2 separate regions of the Homo sapiens genome follow, and region 2 is linked to region 1. Evidence: read pairs that join two places in POLR2A ChIA-PET (ENCODE). Cell type or tissue: GM12878. All regions are shown on one strand. Links, peaks and the distances in the headings refer to the core of each region. The heading gives the core; the rest is flanking DNA.

What was found. ChIA-PET counts read pairs that join two places held together with the same protein. Peaks named below come from ENCODE experiments on the same cell type or tissue, not always from the same donor. Only the 100,000 strongest peaks of a DNase experiment are listed, where the experiment ranks them.
Region 2: POLR2A ChIA-PET joins it to region 1 with 5 read pairs; 3 of 35 experiments call an interaction of 5 or more read pairs at or near these places.

What each region holds. Positions count from the first base shown.
Region 1 is chr1:206,787,131-206,799,255 of GRCh38, reverse strand. It overlaps IL19 (interleukin 19), which reads right to left. Exons shown (of 7, transcript NM_153758.5): 2 at 250-395. Among named protein-coding and RNA genes, the nearest start is that of IL10, 21 kb to the right of the region's middle. RefSeq lists enhancers at 4,463-4,602, 4,633-4,732, 7,756-7,875, 8,059-8,158 and cis regulatory regions at 5,570-6,070, 5,573-6,073. In GM12878, for the core only: no CTCF peak of the experiment used is centred there; a DNase peak (open chromatin) is centred at 5,836; H3K4me3 peaks cover 298 bases; H3K27ac peaks cover 2,688 bases.
Region 2 is chr1:206,689,987-206,702,111 of GRCh38, reverse strand. The region is part of intron 1 of MAPKAPK2 (MAPK activated protein kinase 2); the gene reads right to left. It also overlaps the pseudogene RPS14P1. Among named protein-coding and RNA genes, the nearest start is that of MAPKAPK2, 11 kb to the right of the region's middle. In GM12878, for the core only: no CTCF peak of the experiment used is centred there; no DNase peak of the experiment used is centred there.

The sequences.
Region 1 (12,125 bases), core at 3,068-8,067:
GTTTATTTGTCTGCCTTTCCACCCTACACTCCCTCACTCACCCTCAGCATCTCCAGTATGGTGACCCCCCCTTCTCCCCTAAACCTGGCCAGCAGTCTGGCAATAAGGAACTTTATGACAGACAAAGGCAGTCCTGTCAGTTCATAGGTGTCTGAAAACCCAGTCTTCCAGAGTCTTGAAATAAACTGGATATCTCTGGTCCCAGAGAATGGCTCCACATCCAGGGTCCCTATAGCAGAAATTACTTACCCCGTGGAACAGAGCCCCAAAGCACTGGCACACACACATGGATATGTGTGTGCACATGTGTGAGTGGTAAGGAACACGCAGATCTGTGCGGAAACGCTCCCTCAGTGCACATTCTTGGACTCCTGTCAGTGTGTGCAAGCACCGCTCTATGGAGAAAATCATAGAGAGTCATCATTACAAAAAGGTACACTCAGCTCCCTCCTTCTGGTGGCTTTGAGGTCGGCAAAAGTGCACACACGGCAACCTCTTTACAAAAATTCAACCCAGCTACTCTGAACCGAATCACACCCTCAGTCAAGGCCTGTATTGTGTGGGAGAGCTCCAGGAGGACAGTGGTGTTTCTCGGTGCGCTGTGGGACTCTGACATTTGGTAAATCGGGTCGGGGAAGAGGGTGGCCAGATTTTATGGGGCCCAGAGGCATATATAATGGGAGGGAGAACTGTCTTTTAAGAAAAAAAAATGTGTATATAATTACTTTGGCTGTGGAAAGGACTAATGAAAGTAAGAGATCCTGAAGCTTTTATTAGCGTCACAGGAAATTGACTTGGGGGTGGGAAGGTGGGCGCTTAAAATTAAATCCCACTTTCCTTTGCTCTGTCCTTGTCATTTCTATACAAATTGAAGCCCCCCAAGGACTGCAGGTCCACAACAGCACCACTTCCCTTGCAGAGGGGATGCCTGGGCTGTAGTGTGGGCTTGCACACGCCCCCTGCAGGCTAGCGAGGTCAAGACTGGATGGAACAACGGGCCAGGTGAAGAATGTGAACTAGGCAGCTGCAGTGCACTATGATCGCACCTATGAATGAAGAGCCATTGCACTCCAGCCTGGGCAATATAGTGAGACCCCATCTCAAAAAAAATTAAAAGAGGAACTAGGCAGCAAGAGGTCTGGGGAATGTCATCTGTCCCCATGACCTACAGCAGGTGTGCCATGCTTCCTCCTTCAACTCCACCTCAACACAACCAAACACAGAAGGTGCTGGGCTCTCTGAGAAAGGACTGCCTGTCAGGAGGTCTGTGGCCTGTGAGTCACGGCTCTGCCACTAGCTAGCTCTGAAATCCACTTCTTCTGCCTGTAAAATCAGGGATTAGGTTGGATGACATCTAAGGTTTTTATCTTAACCCTCTTCAGAAATTGCTTCATCTCATAGTCACGTGGAGAAAGAGCCAGAAGTCAATATCCCTGAATGTGGCACTTCCTGCCAACCACGACACCTTCTCCAGACTCCCATCATGTCCCAGGGAGTCCTGATCCCTGTGGGGACATAGTCTGAAATGGCCAGCTGCTGTCCTCCTTTGGCCACGGAACCTCTAGGGTTTGTGAGTGATAAGAGTAGGTCTGGAGGAGGCAGCAGGAAATGTCCTTGAGAAAAAAGATCAGGAAAATGATTTTTCCATTTAAAGGGCAATGTTTCAAATAATTTTTTAAAGCAAATGAATGTAGACACCTGCCCATTCCCAATATACAAATTCCCAAACATTTTCTTGTTTTCCAGGAAAAACAGTAAAGGGCTCAGGATAAGCTACAGTAGCAGAAATGGAGACATTTGCAAGAATACCTGAACTCTCGGAGGTGGGGGATGTGTAAATGGGTGACTGCAGGTCAATGTGGAAACCCTCTGGTGCCTCTGACGTCCATGTGTCTGCTTAGGAGGATGTACGACATGACCTCCACCTCACCCCACCCTCCGCCATGAATTCCCTTCCTGCCTGAGAATTCTACACCAGTTGAGCAAGAAAGTACAAAGGAGGACTGACTTGGCAAAATCCCATGGGGCCCTGGTGAAATGAACAGGTTTGGCAATGATTGTGTCACTATGACCCCGGACAAGTGACTTAACTTGACCATGCAAAAGCCAAGGATGTTCACATCCTGTCCCGCAGCAAAGTCTCTACACTGCAGGGAGTGAGCCCTGACCCTTAGAGGCTGACCCCAGCGAAGGAGTCAGGGAAGGTTCTTCTTCCTCCAAGTCTTACCCCAGCCTCAGCACAAGGAGGCTTTGTGATCCGGTTTTCGAGCAATACTTCCCATTTACTGGGCTGTGAACATCCCTGAGTCTGTAGTCCTGGGCTGGACAAAGGGTGAGAATCCAGACAAAGATCACAAGACAGCCATTACTGTCTGGGCCTCCCAGAATGGTGGAGGAAGCTGCCAGACTAATGAAGGTGATATAGAACACATTAAAATACAGTCATGTGTCACTTAACGGTGGGGATATGTTCTGGGAGATGCCTTATTAGGAGGTTTTGTCATTGTGCAAACATCATAGAGTGTATTTACACAATAAGATAGGCCATACAGTAAGGCCTATTGCTCCTAGGCTACAAACCTGTACAGCATGATGCTGTACTGAATATTGCAGACAATTGTAACATGATGGTAGGTTATTTGTGTATCTAAACATATCTAAACATAGAAAAGGTATAGTAAAATACAGCATCATAATCTTATGAGACCACCATCATATATGTGGTCCATTATTGACAGACACCATTACTTGGTGTATGGCTGTAATCCTACAGGAACTCATGGGGGAAAAACAATGGTAAGTGAAAATTAACATAGTACAAGCCACCAGCCTCGTAAAGAATGGAGGATTGTGATGGCTAATTTATGGTCAACCTGACTGAATCACAGGATTTCCAGATGTCTGGTTAAGCATGATTTCTGGGTGTGCCTGTGAGAATGTTTCTGGAAGAGATTAGCATTTGAAGTTGTGGACCGAGTGAAGCAGATTGCCCCTGCCAGTGTAAGTGGGCATGGTCTGATCTACAAAGCGTAACAGTAGAACAAAAAAGTAGGGGAAAGGAGAATTCCCCTTTTCTGCCTGACTGCTTGGACTGAAACATCCATCTTCTCCTGCCTGGGAGCTTCTGGTTCTTAGGCCTTCAGACCTGAACTAGAATCTAGACCATGGGACTCTCCAACTGGCCTTCGAACTATACCATCGGCTTTCCTGGGTCTCCAGCTGCAGACAGGTGATCATGGGGCTTCTCAGCCTCCATAATCATGTGAGCCATACCTTATACCTTATAATAAATCATACACACACACACACACACACACACACACACACATATATATATTTATATTGGTTCTGTTTCTCTGGAAAATCCTCATACAAAAATGAACTGAATTAATCAAAGAAGGCTTCTTCTTGGGGAAGGTGAGTTTTAAGGCTGTTAATAGAAGGAATAAAAAGAAGGGAGTCTTTGATTCAGACACAACTGATGGAACAAGAGTGGGCTATGGGGGATAACTTGAGGGCAGGCTCTGATCCAGGAGCAGGAAGGTAAACAGTTATCCATGTGTAGTATGCAGAGGCTGTAAGAAGCTCATAGCAAATCGCCCCAAGTCTTGGGTCTGTCTGCCCATCCATAGAATGAGGAAGAAGGTAGACTAGCTAGTCTCTACAGCTCCTTCCAACTCCAGCATTCTACAGTTCACAATCCTAAAGGTGTGGGAAGGAGTCAAATGGTGAGTTGGCTTGGGTTGAGTAGAAAACAGATGGTCAGTAGGAGAGGAGTAGGCCAGGCTCTTGAGGCATCCAATCTGAGAGTAATTTAAGCATACCTGCTTGGGCTGAGCAAACTCAAACCTCATCCCTGACCAAACACCATCCAGGACTAGTTCTTATAAAGCAGCCTCAGAGCCAAAGGCAACTTGTGTATATGACAGAATACACCCAGCTGGATGCAAAGAGACTGAAATGTTCAAGAAGGTGGGCTTGGTCTAGAAAAGTGCTGCAGCTTCAAGGTGACATATCTGTCCCCTTTCACAACAGACTACTGCCCTCAGACTGTTGTCAGGCTGAACTGTACCAGCCTTGGTGGCCAGGTGTTACTGTACTTCCCAATTCTCCAGCTGGCCCTTGTGTCTGGATCTAGACTGGCCCCTATGCCTAAGCTTTTTGTGTGGAGAATGAAAGGCCCTGAAAGACACCTGGGCCAGAGCATAACAGCCAAGGTTGCTTTAGCTGGCATGGGGAAATGGAGGAAGTGTTTGGGTGATCTGCCAGGCACAAAGCAGTTTTGGGACCCCACATCCTGCCCTGAAGGATGCACTCACTGACCCTTTTCCCTGAGATTCCAATATTTTCCATCCCACAGCACTTTTGCCAATTCACATGAGTGCCATGGGCAGAAATAGGTATGGAAAGTGGGGAGCATAGCAGGATTCCAGCTTGACAAAGCACCGGGCTTGGTACAGGTCACAAAATGTGGTCCAGGGAAATCCCCAAACAGAAGTGCCCCAGATGGTTTCCCCATTACTTTGGGTAACTTTCCATTGCCACACACCCACCCCTACCCACCTCGCAGGTCTCTTCTAAAGAACCTATTGCTCACCTTGTGACTTGTCAGGCATGAGAATCAAAAGAAGCAATGAGCCCAGTTCCTGAACTTGAGAAGCTAAAATCTACGTGAGAAGATGAAACTTACACCCATGCTACAAGTAGGGAGGACCCAACAGGAGGACCCGGGGCCAACCATAGTATAAGAGCTCAGAGAGGGGGTGTCGACGTGAGCTGGAACAGTGGGAAGAGGCTTCACAAAGGAGGGACACGGGGTCATGGGAATCAGTGAATGTGTGGGAGGCAGGGCAGGAGTCATGGAACAGGTGACAGACAATGAAGTGTAAGATGTGACGGACCGTAGACAGAAATAGAGTGAAATAAACCACCACGCATTGAGTGCCTACTGTATGCCGTGCCAGGAACTTTCCATCTGTTATTTCATTTTATCCTCCCAATAAGAGCAGCAGTATCTTTATTTCCAAGTTGCAGGTGGGGAAACTGAAAGGTTCATATGAATTTAGAGTTGTTCTGGTGGCCAATGAGAAGTCTCTCCCAATGACCAAACTGGGGAATAACTTGAAGGTGATGGTGATGAAATGAGATTGGCCTGGCCATGGTGTCCAAGGTACTAGAGAACATTGCCCATCCACCACCTGAAGAGCCATGACCCAGGAGTCCCTAGATGTCTTTGGAACATTAAGTGGTGGTCTCTAACTTAGGGATCTGCCCTCTTGACTCAGGTGCTGTAACGCTAGCCTTAGCCCAGGCTTCCACCCACACCTCCCTGTCCCCACTCTCCTTCCCCTGCTACTCAGCCCCTCTTTCTTGTCAACAGGCACACTCCTCCCTAGCCCTTCGACCAGATGATGCCATTAATCACTACCAACAGTTAAGGAAGCCACCGAGGTGTTATCATAACAAGCACTCGAACTATGACTGTGACTAATCGAGTGGCGTTAGAGGTTCAGAAAGCATTAATAATTATTATAATTATTTTTTTCTGCCTCGTGTTTTTTTCTGTTGTTTGAGGTTCCAGGCATAAAATGGAGGGTGAAAGGAAGGCCCAACCTTTCTGGACTTGAGAGGATGTGCCATTTTGTTCAGCCTCCCAACCAGCCTTGCAGTGGGCAAGGGGATTGCCTGCTGCAGCCTCTTTGACTCTCCGAGCAGCACCTTGACAGAGGTCTGAGCGATGCAGGGTGAGTCAGGCCGGCTGGGGGAATCGGAGGCATTCGATCAGAGCACGACTGCCAGGCCGCACAGTCGGGGAATCCCTCAAGGGAACCAGGGGCCCATGCTGACCAAATCCAGCCCGTAGGAAAGCCCTGTCTTGCTACATGACCCCTGATTCATGGCTTTCCCCTCCTGGGGCCCAGCTCACGTGCTGCCCCTAAAGCAGCCATCACCAGCTGCCTTACATTATTTTTAAAACTGTTACCCCCAAAGTCCTCAGAGAACCAGCTCCCTGAGATGAAGAGACTGAAATGTCAGAAGCTATAAAAGTCATCGGCAGAAGTCCCCGTCGGGATTTAGCTCCAGGTATAAACCTCTGAGGATGGGGCTGACCAACCCTGAGGATTGTCAGTGGCTTGCGTGGGTGTCCCACAAGCGCATTCATGCACTCAGATGCAAATCCTTCTAACTCTAATGGATCCTGAAAGCCCTTCATTCCACAGTCATTAAAATGCAAACCATTCTTGGGGCAAGGGAACTAATATTTATTGTGGTACCTTTGTGCCAGGCACCACGAAGTACTTCATTTCAGCTAATTATATGCCAATTAGTTCCCCATAGCTCTGTTAAGGGACAGCAGAGTGTGGCCTCTGCAGCCACACTGCCCAGGATTCAATCCTGGTTCTGACACTTATCAGCTGTGTAGGCTTGGATTGGGCACATTACCTCTCTGAACTCAGATTCCTCACCTATAAGATGGGCTTAAGAGAGGTACATACATCTAGCCAGGCATAGTGGCTCACTTCCGTAATCCCAGCACTTTAGGAGGCTGAGGCGGGTGGATCATGAGGTCAGGAGATCGAGACCATCCTGGCCAACATGGTGAAACCCTGTCTCTACTAAAAATACAAAAATTAGCTGGGCGTGGTGGCATGCACCTCTAATCCCAGCTACTCGGGAGGCTGAGGCAGGAGAATCACTTGAACCCAGGAAGCGGAGTTTGCAGTGAGCCAAGATCATGCAATTCCACCCCAGCATGTGCGACAGAGCAAGACTCCATCTCAGAAAAAAAAAGGCGGGGTGGGGGGATTGTGAATGTACTAAACCACAAAGGGTCAATCAGAGCATCATGTTTTTGTCATTACACAATTTTTTCTAGGGTGGCCCTGTCAGGGAGCATCCATCACTGCTCATAAATACAGCCTTTAATGGAGGGGCAGAGGGGTATGAGGCCGTGCCAGGTTGGGAAAGGGAAGAAAAAGATGGTTAAGGAATTTAGGTCTGCCCCTGACTCAGGAACACTCAGCAATGTTCACTCAGGAAGTGGGTGGGCAGTTGGTTTGCTTGTATACTATTTCCAGGGTGGAATTTTTATGCTGTTCCCCAGGCTTTCTCAGAATCTTGGAACCAAGAGAAGGCATCTCAGACTCAGCCTTCAGAAGCCACAAATATTACCAGGATGGGGCAATTCCAGAGAAGTGGGCATCTGCCCGTGAGTGGCACTGCCCATCTTAAATGTTGGGAAAGGCAGAAGAGATGATAAATCCAACCAGCCTGGGAAGACCCAGGGCCTCCCCACCCACAGTTAAATGCACACACACACACACATGCACAGGACCAGGAACATTCCAATTTACTTAGACACCCTGTCTGGGATATTACCAGTGAAAACTACAAGTCTTTTTCTGGGATGGTGAGAGGTGCAGTTACAACCTATTTTTAAAAGTGTTCAGTTGGCCAGTTACCTTTAAGAAAACGGGGCTTTTACAGGGGGAGGAGAAAGGAGCCTCTGATGAGGGTGAAGTTTTGGTGAAGGAAACCACACTGAGGCTTTGAAAGCCAAAACGCTAGTGAGAGGCCACTGGGGCTGGGCATGGGGCACAGGAAGCTTTGGGACTGAGCACAGTGTGCAGACAGCCAAAGTCAAAACATAGGGACTGGGCATGGTGGCTCATGCCTGTAATCCCAGCACTTTGGGAGGCCAAGGCGGGCAGATCACTTGAGGCCAGGAGTTCGAGACCAGCCTGGCCAACATGGTGAAACCCCATCTCTACTAAAAATACAAAAATTAGCTGGGCATGATGGCCGGCGCCTGTGATCCCAGCTTCTCAGGAGGCTGAGGCAGAAGAACCGCTTGAACCCAGGAGGTGGAGGTTGCAGTGAGCCAAGATCATGCCATTGTACTCCAGCCTGGTCAACAAGACCGAAACTCCATCTAAAAAAAAAAAAAAAAAAACCTAAGGACCTCCTGGTCATACCCAGCAGCAGAGCTGCTGGGAATTTGCCCAGCTCCATCCTGATAATGAACAAATGACTTTCCAATTAGTCCTCTCTGTCTAACTCTACAGTTGTCCCTTGAAACAATCTCTTTCTTACCAAGAAGGAAAAGGAAAAGTTCACTCTGGCATTCTGACTGGTATCTGTTTATTGGTGGATACAACATACACGGTCCATCTTCGTATCTTGATCAGCAAATGAGGTGGTAAAACTGACCAGATGTGGGAAAGCCCCTCTGCCTAGAAATGCCTTACACACACAGGCACCACACAACAGAGAATAACTTAGCAAAAAAGAATGAAGAAAGATATCAAAGGTCATCTATCATGTCATCCTCAACTTTCTGGAATCTGTGCTAAAAGAAACCCCTATGGAATTGAGGCTCTTGCCTGCGTCCTGCCTGCACTGCCTTAGGTTGAGGCATGTGCTAAGCAGATTCTGGAGATGGTGAAAACCCTAACAACTTTCCAGCACCTCTAACTGCTTCTGCCTCCGCTAATCTGGTCCTGGGCAGTGGGGGGCAATGGGGGAAGGGGATGAGGTGTCAGAGGCCCGGACAAGTTCGTAAACCCCCAGACACCTGCCAGAGCCTTAAACTTGCGTCAGAGTCTGTCTCCACCAAAATGAAAGAAACCAAGAGTGCCACAACCAAATCACAGTAGCCGGAGTGGAAAATATAGCTCTGACACAGGCCGTTGGCTCTGGGGAAAATTCTGCCGATGAACCATACTGAGACTCAACGTTGTTTATCTTCTATAGTTGCCGAGCTTGGGTTTTTACATTTTACATTTTTTCCCTCTTTTTCTACCTGGGAGGTGCTGGGTATTTTCCTTCCCCTGCAGTAGACGGGGAAGGAATGACCATAAGCAGGCCACAATCAGAGACAGAAACAGAACGTGCCATGGGGCTCAGTTTTTTTTCTGGGATACTGAGAGGATGGCACAATGAGAGGACCGTGCCCTGATGACATTTTTCAGCCTTTTAAAAATTATTGGAAGAACCACAATGAGATACCACCTTACCCCAGCCAGAAAGGCCATTATTAAAAAGTCAAGAAACAATAGATGCCGGTGTGGAAGTGGTGAAAAGGGAACGCTTATACACTGCTGGTAGGAATGTATATTAGTACAACCTTTATGGAAAAGAGTATGGAGATTTTTCAAAAAACTAAAAGCACATTTACCACTCAATCCTGCAATCCCACTACTGGGTATCTACTTAAAGGAAAAGAAGTCACTATATATATCAAAAAGACAACTAACTGCACATATATGTTTACTGCAGCACAATTCACAATTGGAAAGATATGGAACTAACCTAAGTGTCCACCAACAAATTAGTGAAAAAAGAATGAGATCATATCCTTTGCAGGGACATGAAAGGAGCTGAAGGCCATTATCCTTAGCAAACTAACACAGGAACAGAAAACCAAATGCCACATGTTCTCACTTGTAAGTCGGAGCTCATTGATGAGAACACATGGACACATAGAGGGGAACAACATACACTGGGCCTATTGGAGGGTGGGAGGAGGGAAAGGATCAGGAAAAATAATTAATGGGTACTAGGCTTAATACCCATTAGTTATTAGTAAGACAACAAACCCCCATGACACAAGGTTACCTATGTAACAAACCTGCACATGCATCCCGAGCTTAAAAGTCGAAAAAAACTACTGAAACATAAAAAAAGAAAATATGGCATATATACACCATGGAGTACCACTCAGCCATAAAAAAGTATAAAATAATGTCCTTTGCAGCAACTTGGATGGAACTGGAGGCCATTATTCTAGGTGATATAACTCAGGAATCAAAAACCAAACACCCATGTTCTCACTTACAAGTGGGAGCTAAGCTATGGATTCACAAAGGCATAAGGGGTGGTATAATGGTCACTGGATCCTCAGAAGGGCAGGGGATAAGGGATTTAAAATTACCTGTTGGGTACAATGTTTAGTAGTTTCCAAAAAGGGAACTTCAGTGAGAAGGTTCCATAGTGTCTAATGACCCTAATGGTCAGAGCATCTTCTTCAGTTCAACAAAGATCTCTCGTACTGTACTATAAGCCCAGAGCAACCTTCATGGAATGCCAGGACTTCAGATCATCAAATCACTTTCCAGTCAGTCCTCTCTATCTAACCCTACAGCTGTTCCTTGAAACAATCTCTTTCTTTCCAAGGCGGAAAAGGAAAAGGTCACTCTAGCATTCTGACTGGTATCTGATTATTGGTGGAAACAACAGACACTGTCCATCTTTTATATCTTGATCAGCAGATGAGATGGTAAAACTGACCAGACCCAGGAAAGCTCCTCTGCCTAGAAATGCCTTACACACACAGGCACCACACAACAGAGAATAACTTAGCAAAAAGGAATGAAGAAAGATATCAAGGGTCATCTATCATGTCATCCTCAACTTTCTGGAATCTGTGCTAAGAGAAACCGCTATGGAATCAAGGCTCTTGCCTCCATCCTGCCTGCACTGCCTTAGGTTGAGACATGTGCTAAGCAGATTCTGGAGATGGTGAAAACCCTAATGCTTTTCTAGCACCTCCAACTGCTTCTGCCTCAACTAATCTGGTCCTGGGGCAGTGAGGGGCAATGAGGGAAGGGGATGAGGTGTCAGAGGCCTGGATGAGGCGCACTAAAATCCTAGATTTCACCACTGTACAGTTCATCCATGTAACCAAAAATCACTTGTACCTCTAAAGCTCTTGAGATAAAAAAAAAAAGTTAATTATTAGCGTCACATTATTTGTCTCTGCATGGAGATATGGGTAAAGGAATGAACTGATTATCAGGAGACTTGAGCCTTATTTTGCGCTACTATAAAATAGATTCAATGATTGGATCAAATCTTTAGATTGTTGTAAAACTTAAAATGAAACAATATGAAGTGTCTTGTATATAGTAAGACATCAAAGAGCAATAGGGGAAACCAACTAAGACAGGTAGTAGTTTGCCATTGGCCTTGCTTGGGGTCTAGGGCTTGGGTCAGGACATGTCTTAGTCTATAGCATATGGTGGGCACACAGTATACAGTATCAGATAGCTGGCATCAGTTAGTCATAGAACAGCTGCAAAGAGTCACACACGCACACACATGTGAGCACACTCACACAACAGATAAGATTGCTCAAGCCACCTCCGGGATCGTGAAGATGAATAAGAGGTCTGCAGACCAGTGTGTTTCCCCAACCATGTCACAAGGAAGGAAGGTCCACAGGGTCCCCAGGAACTCTGGGCAGAGGGGGATTTTAGAAGGAAGCTTGCTGAAAAACACGGATTCCCATGGCTATGAATGTGGCTGGTGGAAAGGAAAGCGAGACCTGATGGGGCTGCACCACATGGTGCAGTGGAAAGGATAACGCAGCCCAGGAAAAGATTGTGTAGCTTGGTGGTATGTGGCATGGCTGGAGAGGAGAAACTCCTGGATCCTAGTCCTACTGCTGGTTCTGAGAAAAGCCACCAGAGCCTCCCTTCTTGAGTCAAAGACAAGACCACAGAGGGGCTCTTTCATGTATTTAGCTATTTTATGGCTTTAAAGTATTTCAACCTATTGACAAATCTCTTTGATCCTCTGTAAAGCAGGAGAAAGAACTGAGGAGTCTCTCCATTTCACAGAGACAGAAATCAAGACTCATTGAAGGTGGAAGACATCTCCACAGTCACACAGAAGAAAGACCGAAACCCAGGCCTCCTTTTCCCGGACCTAGGTCTTTACCATTTGAGAATCGTAAACCTGTGCCTTAGTCAAAATGAGCAAAATATTCACACCAAGCTAGACTGCATCTCCTCTCTATCTCTGGCATATATAAAACATGTGTCCAGTCCACAGGGATGAAATACACACAATACACCCACACATATGCATATGTGCACACATGCATCCATGCAGGCAAAGACATCTCACAACTCTAAGGCAGGGTACACAAAGTACTGCCAAGGATGGTCATAAGCACTGGAGGATTTTTTTAAAAATGAAATCTCAGTGGAGTCAGGTTGTTAAAGGAAGGCTCATGGAAGAGGCAGTGCTGAATTGAAAGAATTCTGTTGGTGAAAAGGAAGGGTGGTCATTGCAGGCCAGTGAAGCCATGAGTGGAAGTAAGGACGTGGGAGAGCACAGGG
Region 2 (12,125 bases), core at 2,664-7,663, 97 kb after region 1:
GAATTTAAGCACAGGTATGATAGGTTGGTGGTTGCCAAACCCAGATAATTATCACTTGGGGAGCACATTAAAAATGCACATTCCAGGTTACCTCCTCTGAAGAGTCTTGGATTCAACTAGACACAAAGAGTGGTGCCCAGGAATCTGTATCTTGAAATGCTACCCACAAGTGAGTCTAACAATCATCCTGGTTTGGGAGCCACTGGGCCAGGTGACCATCTCTTAGGATGTAGTCCTCAACAAGGTGAACTCCTCTTTTTTTTTTTTTTTTTTTTTTTTTAGAGACAGGGTCTCATTCTGTTGCCCAGGTTGGAGTGCAGTGCAATAACGGCTCTCTGCAGCCTTGGCCTCCCAGGCTCAAGTGATCCTCCCACCTCAGCCTCCTGAGTAGATCGAACCATGTGTGTACGCCACCACGCCAGGCTAATTTTTGTATTTTTTGTAGAGACAGTGTTTCCCCATGTTGCTCAGGCTGGTCTCGAACTCCTGGGCTCAAGCAATTTGCCTGCCTCAGCCTCATGAACTGCTGGGATTATAGGTATGAGCCACTGCACCTGGCCCTACAAACTAAATACTTTTTAAGATCCTTTTCTAAATGAATACCTTCTACTTGCCCTCTCACCTGGGCTTCAAAACCTCTCCCTGTACCCTTCCTCAAATCCCCTTCCAGCTAAGTGTCTACCAGGATTAGAAAAATTATCTCAGAATCTTGCATTGTCTAAGAGACTATTCTGTGATGATAAAATGTTCTCTATCTGTGCCACATAAAACCGTGGCCACTAGCTAACCACTGAGCACTTAAAATGTGGCTGGCACTACTGAGGAACTGAATTTTAAATGTTATTAACACTTAATTTCAATTTTAATAGTCACATATGGCCAGTGGGTACCACAGAGGCCAGCACAGCTTCTCGTGAAAGAGAGCTTCTGTATTCTCAGTGGGATCCAGGCAAACAAGTAAATTCTGGCCCCACTCCCTCCACCACTCCTCTGGGCTCACCTCCAGTCTGAAGAGATGCACTGGATCACAGGGAGATTAAATTCAAAGAAGACTGCAGGCAAGGAGGGGCTCTGCAGCAGCTGTACCAGAGGCAACAGGTACAGGGAACACAGTGCCTAAACAAAAACTCTCACCCCCAAGGACTTTACCCTGTTCTGCCCAGAAACGTAATTAACACCAGCAGCTGTCATCCCATCCTGGGCAGTAGGGCCTGACACCTGGTGCCATTTCCCAGCTTCCCCAGAGCAAGCAGCCCTCGTTCTCAGGGATGACCTACAACATCCCTTAGTTGACTAATGCTGGAGTCTCAAAACTGGTTTGTACTGGAACTTTTGGCTCTACTAGGGTATAGAAGTCCAAGGGAGAGAAATTGAATCTCAAAAGAGGGAAAGAGAGAAAGCAAGCTATGTTTATTCCAGACCTCAAAAGGTTTCATCAGGAAAATAGATCATCTGTACATTTCCAAACACAACTGGCTTCTTGCCCAGCTATAGCACACAGGCCAAAATCAAACCTGACCAAGTACTCCAGATTAACATGTGTGGTCTTCTAGCCTTGATTTCTACCTCCCACTCACATTCTGGGCCCTTTTTTCCCAGCATCTGCCTTGACACAGACACACACTGAACCTACCAACAAGGTGGTTATCTGAGTTGAGAAGTAAGTATTCCCTCAGCCTTCTAAGACACAACACAGACCTGTGCAGCAGCAAAAAATGCCAGGTGGGAATCAGGAACCACCTGTCAAATTTAAACAGCTCTCAGTGTCCAGCGAGAGGAGACCAGCAACCTTCCAGGTGTGAGTGGATGCAACAGCTCTCTCACCTGGAGGACAAAGGAGAGGATTCTCTCTCAAGGTTCCCTCAGTCCAAGCACTGACTACTTCCCTTTGGAGACATAGCTGGCCTGCTGCAGAGACACAACCTCTCAGAGGAAAGGAGAGTGGAAAGTGTGGATGGGAAAGGAAGGACAAAAGAAAAACTACACAGGAAAAGCATTGCAGCGGGAGGGGCAAGAACCACCCATCACAGACCAGATATTCTTTCTGGCATTTTCTGGAAGATGGTTTTACCTGCTTCTTTCTTTATTTAAAAAAAAAAAAAAAAAAAGTAAGAAGAAGAAAGAAAGAGAAAAAAAGAAGAGAGAGAGAGAGAAAGAAACGAAAAGAAAGGAGAAAAGAAAAAGAGAGAGAAAGACAGACAGACATGTTGCAACTTCCTTTGTCACAGGACATGCTCAGGAACAAACAGACCCGACCCATTGCTTCACTTTCCCATCTGCACTAACGGTCAGCTCCATCCCAAGCCCTGACCTCTGTTCTCTCAGCTCCTGAGCTGAAGGACACAAACACGGCCTCCCTGTCTCCCTGCATGCAGTCTGCCCACTCCTTCACCTAGAAGGCTAAACTCAAGAAGGATGAGATTCTTCAGACCAAAAGAGAAGCCATATGAGGGCCCAAAGGAGGATAAAAAGGGCTCTGCCACAGCTTTAGCCCAGCCATTTCTTTTTCTTGCCTCCTTCGTGACTTCTCCTGGCTCTATGTGATGCGTTGGTTCACACCAATCTCAAGCATTGCCTATTACCAGATTCCTGGAGAGGCAGCATCTCTCCCTCCTCAGCCAGACAAAATACGGAGCCCCAGTGGAGTCCCTCACACTTCTCCTTAGAAACCATCCCACTGGACGTATTTTCATCTGCACCCTCCCCTGGCTGTGTCACAGGTATATGTCCATGAAGTATCCTCTGCCCATGCCAGGCAGTGATCCCACCCTCTACTTCCTCCCACCTTGAAGAGCCCATCATGTGTCTCTGCATCCTTTATTGGCCACCCTGGTGCCCAGACACTTACCCCCACCCACTCCCTGAAACTCTTCCTTCAGATACAAAACGAGGAACCACACCATCTGGCCTACAAGGGTCAAATGACAAAAATGCAAGAAATGGTAAGATCTGGATTTTGAGAGGAAGTCCTCTTTCATTCATTTTTATACACACGGGTGTTCGTTCCTCTAAACTGTATGTTTCCAAAGGCAGGGCCTACAACTTATTCATCTCATCGTAGCAATTTGCACAAAATAAGTATCCCATAAATATTGGATAAACTTAAAATTGCTAGGTCATCTAAGTACCCAATTATAATGGAGTCACAAAGGACCATTAGAGAGGCAATACTGTGAGCTGGAGGGAGCCTAGGTTTTAGAGTTAGACACACTTATTAATAAGCCTCAGGCTTTTGCCTTTGCACTTGCTATTCCTCTACCTGGTCCCCCTTCCCACCCCCCAAATAGCTTTTTTGTCTGTTTTATATACTGATGTATATCCAGAGCCCAAGATAATGCTTAGCACTTAGTAGGTGCTCAATAAATAATTGCTAAGGAATTATTCTGTACATGAACATGTTTCTTCTGTAAAATGGGGACTTTCACTTTGCAGTAAAAGGGTTATTTTAAGGATTAACAAGAATGTAAGTAAAACACCTAACACAATGCCTGATACATAGTATCTGCTCAATAAAGACTTGTTATTAATCTGGGAAACCTTCACAGAGTTGCTAAGTTTCCTACAGTGATCTGAATAATAGAAATTTGTTATATTGTATCAAAGTCTATCTGCTGTTTTGAGCTATCCTTAGGGGAGCTGTACAAGTCACTCTTGGCATTGCTAATTAATTTTCTTGAGTAGTAAGTTGCTTTGGATCTCAAGGGTATAGAAGGTACCCACAGGCAAATCCTGCTTAGAAAGGCAGGGGTCTAGTCTAAGCTGCTGGAAGGATCAATGTTCTAAATTCTTCTCATCTCATATAGCAGAGGTATTAAAGGGGTCTAAACCCAAGAGGATGACCCTTGACTGTTCTGCCATTCCAAGCTAATCCTGCCATCTGGGCCTCCTGATGGCCAGTCAGCAGGGAAGACAGGAGGCAGGCATGGAGAACAATAAACATTTATAAACATTGGCTGAATGAATAAAAACACTGCAGCCAGGAAAAAGGTGAAGTAACACTGTCCTGCAGAAACTGAGGACAGAGATGATGGCTCTTAGTCCCCGAGGCTCCCTGGGACCCAGGCCGACCACTTGTTTCCCAGCATCAGGTTATTTTCCCAGCAGTGCGGATGCAACAACAGTGATGAAAGGCTTTCGGTGCAGGAGTCCTTCAAGGTCAAGTCTAGTCCTGTTGATTTACAATGAGGAAACTGAGTGAGGCCCAGACAGGTCCTAGGACTTGCTTGGGGCCACACAGGTAGAGTTAGTAGCCAGGTCTCCCAGATTCCAGTCTAGTGTCAGGTTCTCTTTCTTGTGTAAATCTGTTGTGGCATGGAGTTAAGCAGCCCCATGAGGTTCAAACCTTTGACCTCAGTCCCAGCAACTGGGTACTTGATATAGTTTGGATATTTGGCCCCTCCAAATCTCATGTTGAAGTATGATCCCCAGTGTTGGAGGTGGGGCCCGGTGGGAGATGTTTGGGTCTTGGGGGCAGATCCCTCATGAATGGCTTGGTGCCCTCCTTGTGGCAGTGAGTTCTCGCTCTGAGTTCATAGAAGATCTGGTTGTTAAAAAGAGTCGAGGGCCTCCCCCACCCCCATGCTCCCTCTTCTCGACATGTGACATGCCTGCTCCCCCTTCAACTTCCCCCATGAGCAAAAGCTTCCTGAGGTCCTCACCAGAAGCAGATGCTGGTGCCATGATCCTTGTACAGCCTGCAGAACTGTGAGCAATAAACCTCTTTTCTCTATAAATTACCCAGTCTCAGATACTCCTTTAGTGCAACACAAAATGGACTAATACAGTGTTTAACACTCGTCCCTCTTGCAACACACAGGAGCAGGACCAGCAGATAGAAAACAATGGACTGCATCTGTGTGTCTGTGCCGTGTCTGTAGCTAACTAGAAAATGCCAGGAGCTGTAGGAAAGTTGGCAAGCTCCACATCTGTCCCTCCCTCAGTTAAAGTTCTCCAAAGGGCAAAAGGGTCATCTCCATGACTGAACAGGAATAGGAGGGGCCTTGGAACAGGGAGAAGGAGGAGAGGCATCAATGAGAAACTGTGGTCAGGGTCCTTGTAAGAATGAGAACTCTGTAAGCAGAAATAGAAGGTGCCTGCTTGAGTCAGCAGATCCAAGTGGGTAGAGGGAAGAAATGCTCAGAAGACTAAGAGCAGCTTTTCAGCAGCAGAAGAATGAGAACAGACAATGTGAGAGATCATCACTCTACCCCAGCTCAGTCTCAGAGAGCACAGCCCAGTACTATCCCACTCCCAGGGCTGCCACAGTCCCTGACTCTGAGGATTACCTCTAGTACATCACATTTAATATCGGTGGCATCCACTATTACTCAGTTATCACACCTTTATTCAGCAGCTAAGTATAATGCATATAATGCACAGTGCCAAAATACTCTAGGATTCTTTTTTCAGAGACGGGGTCTCGCTCTGTCACCCAGGCTGGAGTGCACTGACATGATCATAGCTCACTGTAACCGTGACTTCCTGGGCTCAAGTGATCCTCCCACCTCAGCCTCCTGAGTAGCTGAAACTATGGGTATGTGCCACCACAGCTGGCTAACCTTTTTAATTTTTTGTAGAGATGGGGTCTTGTTATGTTGCCCAGGCTGATATCAAACTCCTGAGTTCAAAAGATCCTCCCACTTGTCCTTCCAAAGCACTGAGATTACAGGCGTGAGCCACCATGCCTGGCCTGAGTTTTTTAATGAGGACATACGGTCACTACATGAAAATAAGAGGACACAAAAATAATGAAGATGTAGGTTTTCAGGGGATTTACAGTCCAATCCGATATCTAAAGAGGTGCCTTGCGTTCCTGTGCGGAGTCTGGAAACAACATGCAGAAATGGCACCTTGAAAGGGGAAGGAAAAGAAGGAAGAACAGGTCATCAGCCTCAGACCTCAGGTGGCTGAAGGAGAGAATGTATTTGGTGTCTGCCATATCTTTGCATCCTTCAATGACACTTTTGTCCATGTCACTGATCTTTCTGGCAAAGAAATCATCTGCCGTGTGACTGGTAGGATGAAGGTGAAGGCAGGTGAGATGAATCCTCACCACATGCTGCTATGTTGGCTGCCCGGGATGTGGCCCAGAGCTGGGTATCACTGCCCTACACATCGAACTCCGAGCCATAGGAGGAAGTAGAACCAAGACCCCTGGACCTGGGGCCCAGGTGGCCCTCAGGGCCCTTGCCCGCTCAGGTATGAAGATCGGACAGATTGAGGACGTCACTCCCAACCCCTCTGACAGCACCCGCAGGAAGGGGGGTTGCCATGGTCACTGTGCACAGGACTCCTCAAATATTTTCCGTTAATAAATTACCTTCCTGTTAAAAAAAAAAAGAGAGAGAGAGAGAGATGCCTTGCACATGGAGAAATGCACTTAAACAGAGAAATAAAAGGTAAGAGTGTATCAGCAAGTTTGATGGGGAAGGATGGGAAGACCCACTTTTGGTGCGAAAGGCTCTGGAAAAGCAGCATCTGTGCAGGGTGGAAAAGGTAGATATAGACAGGACGGGGGACAGGCATGGTACAGAGAAGATGCAGATGGATAGATGCTAAGGTGTGGGGGTGGAAAGCACAGTTCTGTTAAAGAAACAACATATATAAGCCACTTAAGCTGGGGAGAAAAAAAAAGCATGTGTTCCAAAAAAAAAAAAAAAAACAGATCAGGGCCAGATCTGGGAAAGATGTGGATATCTCATGTATTCTGCAGGCAGAGAGACCCACTGAAGGGCTTAAGCTGGGAAGCTACATGATCAGAGCTGGGCTCTGGGCAAACTAATCCCCCACTGCACGCCGAAGAATCATGGGGGCAAGACCTTCCTTCCATAGCTGAGGGTTCTCAGAGTTAGCCACATGTTTCAACCACCCATCCCACCCCCTACTACTCTCTATTCCTTCTCTCTCTGGTTACACCTCAAACCTAATTTTATTTTCTTTTAAAGTATCCGAGCCCAGGTAGCCAAATCAAATGCATAAAGTCAGGAAAGTCTGAGACCCAGGAGAGGGGGCACTGCCACCCTTCCTCCTCCTCTCTGTGAGCACAGGTCACTAAAGCACATCAGGGGAAGAGAACACAAAGGGTATGAAGTCACTAAGAGTCGCAGGTGGGCTCTGCTGGAAAGGACATGATGCTCGTGAGCCTGGCAGTCAGAGGGAATGACAGCACTTGGCGTGTCTGCAAGCGCAAGTGTTTCCAGGGCAGGTTACTACATATGCTCATTTTCTCCCTGTGGCCTCCCCATCTGCCAGAGATCTGGGTGCCTGTAAGGATGTAGAAGGTATGGGATGACCCCTTGCTGGGCTGTCCAACTCAGCTGTGCAGCCAGGCTGCTCTGAGCTGCAGGGCACATGCAGCCTCCTCATCAGGTCACCTGCATTCCTAGAATTCTCCAAGTTCCAGACACACGGCCTTTAGTGTCCAGGGCTCTCCCCGCAGGACCCTTTGAGCTCTGCAGAAGCCAAGCATGACGAGCAACCTGCAGATTCCTCACTTAGAGAAGCTAGCCTTCTCCAGCTCCCGTGAAGCCTGGCCTTTAGAATCCTACTAACCTTCTTCTAGGAATCACAGAAGCCAAGGAAGGCAGTCGGGATAGGGAAAGACAGAGGGTATGGCTATTCTGAGGACAGGGGCTCCTTCTGTCAGAGTTAAAAATAAACACTTAGCAACTATGCCCAACTCTTCCTCTGCACAGGCCAATGGGCCTTGGCAGATAAATCTTTCCTTGCAGAGGAAATGTGGCCCCAGGGGAGAGGTGGGAGAAGGAGGCCATCGACACATGGTCAGAGTATGTAACTCTAGCTGAAGGCAGTGGGTTCCTCAAGTCCTATGTCTTGGTTGTCATTGCCATCACTCTCCACCATACACCCCTTCCCCCAAATAAACCATAATTCCTGAAAGCAGACATAGAGCCCTCCTAGGCCACGATTAGTATCAACACCTGTCTAGGGATTAGAAAAAATCAGAAAGAATACTAACGCCACGCTGAAGAACAGAATGCCAATGTCAGACTCTGCCCAGTATCTATCAGCTAAGCAAATATTCTAGCTACCTGAGCCCCTTTCCTCATCTTGCTCCACAAGTCTCCAGGATCCCTGGGGAGTAGAGGAAGAGGCCACACCTCCATGGACACACATCAATACTGCAGTCAAGAGGTAGAAGAAACCCATGCACTCGGTGACATTCTGCATGTGGCTGAGCTGGAAGGGCCAGAGGTGCCATGGCCTGACTCAGGAAGGAGATCCTGAGAGCCAGGGCCCAGTTATTCTTGGACGCTGACAAGATGAGGTCACACTTTTGAATGTGGTAGCCCAAAGCCTCACACTGCGGAGGTGGAGAATATAACGTAGCAACAGGGCAGGAGTACACGGTAGGTAGCATGCTCGGTGACAGGGCAGTCGGGTTGAAGGCCTGGGGCAGACTGCCCATGTGGGGCTGTCCTAGCATATAACTATGGTAACTCTGTTACCATAACCAGGTAACTCTGGCAAAGAGGCCTGCTTGGAGGTAAAACTGGAGGAAGCCAGGGCTGGAGGCGAGCACAGTAGAAGGTCTGATCCACTCTGATGAGCTTGGTCACTCTCCTTTTTGTCTAACCCTTTCCCTACTGGGAAATAAGCAGGACAGCTTCACGGAGCTTTCATACACACAAATCTAGACACCTGGAGACATAAAAACCATAGCACGTCTCCCAGCACTCAGAAGAGTGAGTTAGCCCCAAATCACCTACCAAGCTCAGGCTGGAAGAGAAAGGGGCAAGCAGGGAGAATATCAGCAGAAAGTGAGAGAAACAGGTCAGCGGTGTGGCAGGAAGCACTGGGACAGCTAACAGGGCCTGGCTGTGAGGGGAGACTGCAGCAGTGGCAGGTTTATTTTTAGCTGTTCGGCAGAGGGGCTGAGTAACAGTTCTGGGCCCTGGGCAGGAGGCCAGGCTGCTAAGGTCCGGTGTGTACTGAGAGCCTCCTAACAATGTGGATCATTAAAATGGCAGCAAACGAACAACTCGATCTTCTCCCTGTAGACAAGCAGGAGGATAAGGAGCCCCGCCGGAGGACGAAAGTGGAGGAGTCGGCAGGGGGACAGTCAGTAGATCTCCTGTTCAGCCCCTCCCCTCAGAGAGACTTCACCTTTGCTTCTGGTTCAAAAGAATCTTCATGGAGATGAGCCAGAGAGAAGGCATCAACAGTACAGCTCCCTCAGCTCCCTCATATGCTCTGAAACAGAAAAGGCTCCCATCGGGTGGCCACTAGCTTCCGCCTCTGGCCACCACTCTTCACCTCTAAGATGAGTCCTGGATGGACACTGGCCACAGAGATGCTTGGAAACGTCCCTCAAGAATAAGATGCCCTTTCATATGACCCTTTTGGAGGGCTCAGGTTCCCAGCAGAATGAGCGCACAGCTTGGCTGGTCTTGGAGGAGAACACCAGATACAAATATGGGCTGACCTTGGGGCCTTGTCCCAGCTCATTCTGGCACACAGAGGTGTTTACTGATCAGACAATAAAGACCCCAAGAACCTTTCACTGCCAGAGGCCCAGCCCAACTTTATGTCTCCTTCTACTGTGGCTTTCTTCCTCCTCCCACCAAACCTGATGGCCCAGCACACAGGACCCCACAGTCTAAACCTCCGGGGCTGAAACAGCTGCTCTAGCCTTGCATGGGCAGGAAGAGGAGGAAAGAGAACAGACATCACCAGGCAACCCCTTTTCCTCCTGCTTCCTTGGATTCCTGATATCTCTTCTTACTCAGCCTGGTCTGAGGGGCTGAGGGTCACCTGAATGTAAATCCTAATTTCCTCATCAGCTCTGTGAATCAGTCCCCAACTCTAACCTAAGAACAACCCCTAATCCATAACCATACCTTTGGTGAATTAGAAGGCACTCCTTTGAAAGAACCCAGCCACACACAAAGACAAAGCCAAGCAAGGAGACAGTGGCTGGACTTCAGCCTTCGCTTAGCTCCTCAACCAGATCCCTGTGCACAGGGAACAGCCTGCACCAGAAATCACAGTGGCCCTCAAATGCCCCATAACTTGAGAAAGGAATCTCAAACAGGGAATAGAGTTCCTCATCTCTACTTTGCACCACCACTACACTATGATTCTTCTGATTTTAAGGAAAGAGAAGATGCACACCCTGCTAAATTACGTAGTCTATCCTCTCTGCCGAGTCACCAGCATAGAACACTTTCTAAGTCTTCACACAAGAGAAGGAGCAGCTGGTCAGTGATGATTATTCATTAACTGGACACAGGCTGCCCTGGAGCCAGGCACTAAGCTTACGAAAGGGCATCTGTGCTGACCCAGATACTGCTGATGGTCAGACCCGGAGCAAGTCAGCAAGCTATCCTGCCTGCCCTCCACCTCTGGCCTGCAGCACCGCCTTCTACTGCCTCACCCTGCCGGTGCTCAGGAGCTGCTCGAGCCGACCCTCTGTGCAATGAGGCCTGGAAAGTTTAGCTGACCTATTCAAGGTCATGTAACTTGTTAGCAGCATACAAACACTGGAAGCTTTCTATTTATGTATGCACTTATTTTTGCTTTCTTATCTAGCACATAACCCATGGTAACAAGCTCATCTCTACATATCTATATCTGTGTATGTGTGTATATATATATATATATATATATCTTAAAATACAAAATACCAGTATTTTCCTAAAAACTAGAAAAGGTACACAGCAATCTGATTTGGGTTCTATAACTGCCATACGTTATTACACTGTCCAGTGACATGGCCCCTTCTCTTCACCAATGCCCCCATTTACAAGGTAACCCATGTGGAAAGATCCTAGCTGATGCGTTAGTGGAGCTCAGTTTTGCTCCACCAGGTCTACAGTCTTCTAGCAACCAAAAACCAAAGGGGCCCAGACCAAGAGCAGGTCCCAGGGAACCAGGTCTCAAGATGTGGCTCGGATGCTGACACCATGTAAGACCTTGGACATGCCACTGAACATTTCTGCACTAGGCCAGCTTCTTCCTCAGTGATGTGCAAGGAGTCAAGAAAGATGACCAGGGAGTGTGGGTTCTAAGTTACTATGAAGTGTGGGTTGCTTTGCCACTGGGCCTCAAACCATTACCAAGAAAAGCTGCAGTCCCTGCAAAGAACAACTCTTCTCTGCCCATCCACCTCCCTCCAGGACACAGAACCATCTGGAAAGATACAGTGCAGGGAAGAGGGGGAAAAGAGACCTCACATGACACTTGGCAGGGCCTGAAGTAGAGGAAAGGTAGGAGAATAGAGTGAATCCTGCACCACAGACATCACGCCACCAGGAAGAACCCCAGCTCAGAGCATGGCAAGGCTGCTTGGGAACTGGGCAATGGCTCAGATGCAGACGACTGTGCCCTGCTCTTCCCCATCTTGGCTGACATTCCTCCTGGCACCCACTCAGCACACTCCTGGGCTCTGGCTAACAGGAGCTTTGGCCCCTCCCCTAGCCCAAGGATTAAGTTTGCCTCCAGCAGTTCTGAGGCTGGGCTCTTCCAGGCCCTCCTCCCAATCCCCTGTACCTGCTTCATAAGAAAAATCATCAATTATGGATGGCCCAACCTCTCAGGTCCCAAGTAGCAGAAACATCACAGGTCCCAATACCTTCCTCCTCCCACAAAGGGGTTCTTTTGTTTCCTAGACACCCACCAATATTTGGCCCTAAGGCCCAGGGACTGCTTGTCTCTCCCCTCCTGTCAGCCACTGATCCCGTATCTTAGCTGGAGATTGTCTCCAAGCTCAGTCAAAGCCCAGAATTCACAAGTAAAAAAGGACAGTGAGCTGACCCAGCTTCAATCTTGCCTCAGTGGATGCCAAGGGCCCTGCTGCAGGAGCCAGGGGTCAGGGCTGGGGTCAGGGCTACGGCCAGGAGGGACAGGATCTCTGAAACCACAAACCTGACCCTTCCCTCATAATTCTGTAAGCCCATCTTCAATGATTCCTAACCTTTTTTGACACCTTCATGCCCCTCAAACACTTTAAAGCCTGCTTTGACACAAGATGAGTTAGCTTCAATTTGGAGCCACCAACCCCTGACCACTCTGACCTCCTGTTCCTCCCCTCAGTTCTAGCCAGGCCAATGTCACCACACCTCTCACAGACTTGCTCACTCCTCAGAGGCACAGCCATGTCCCAC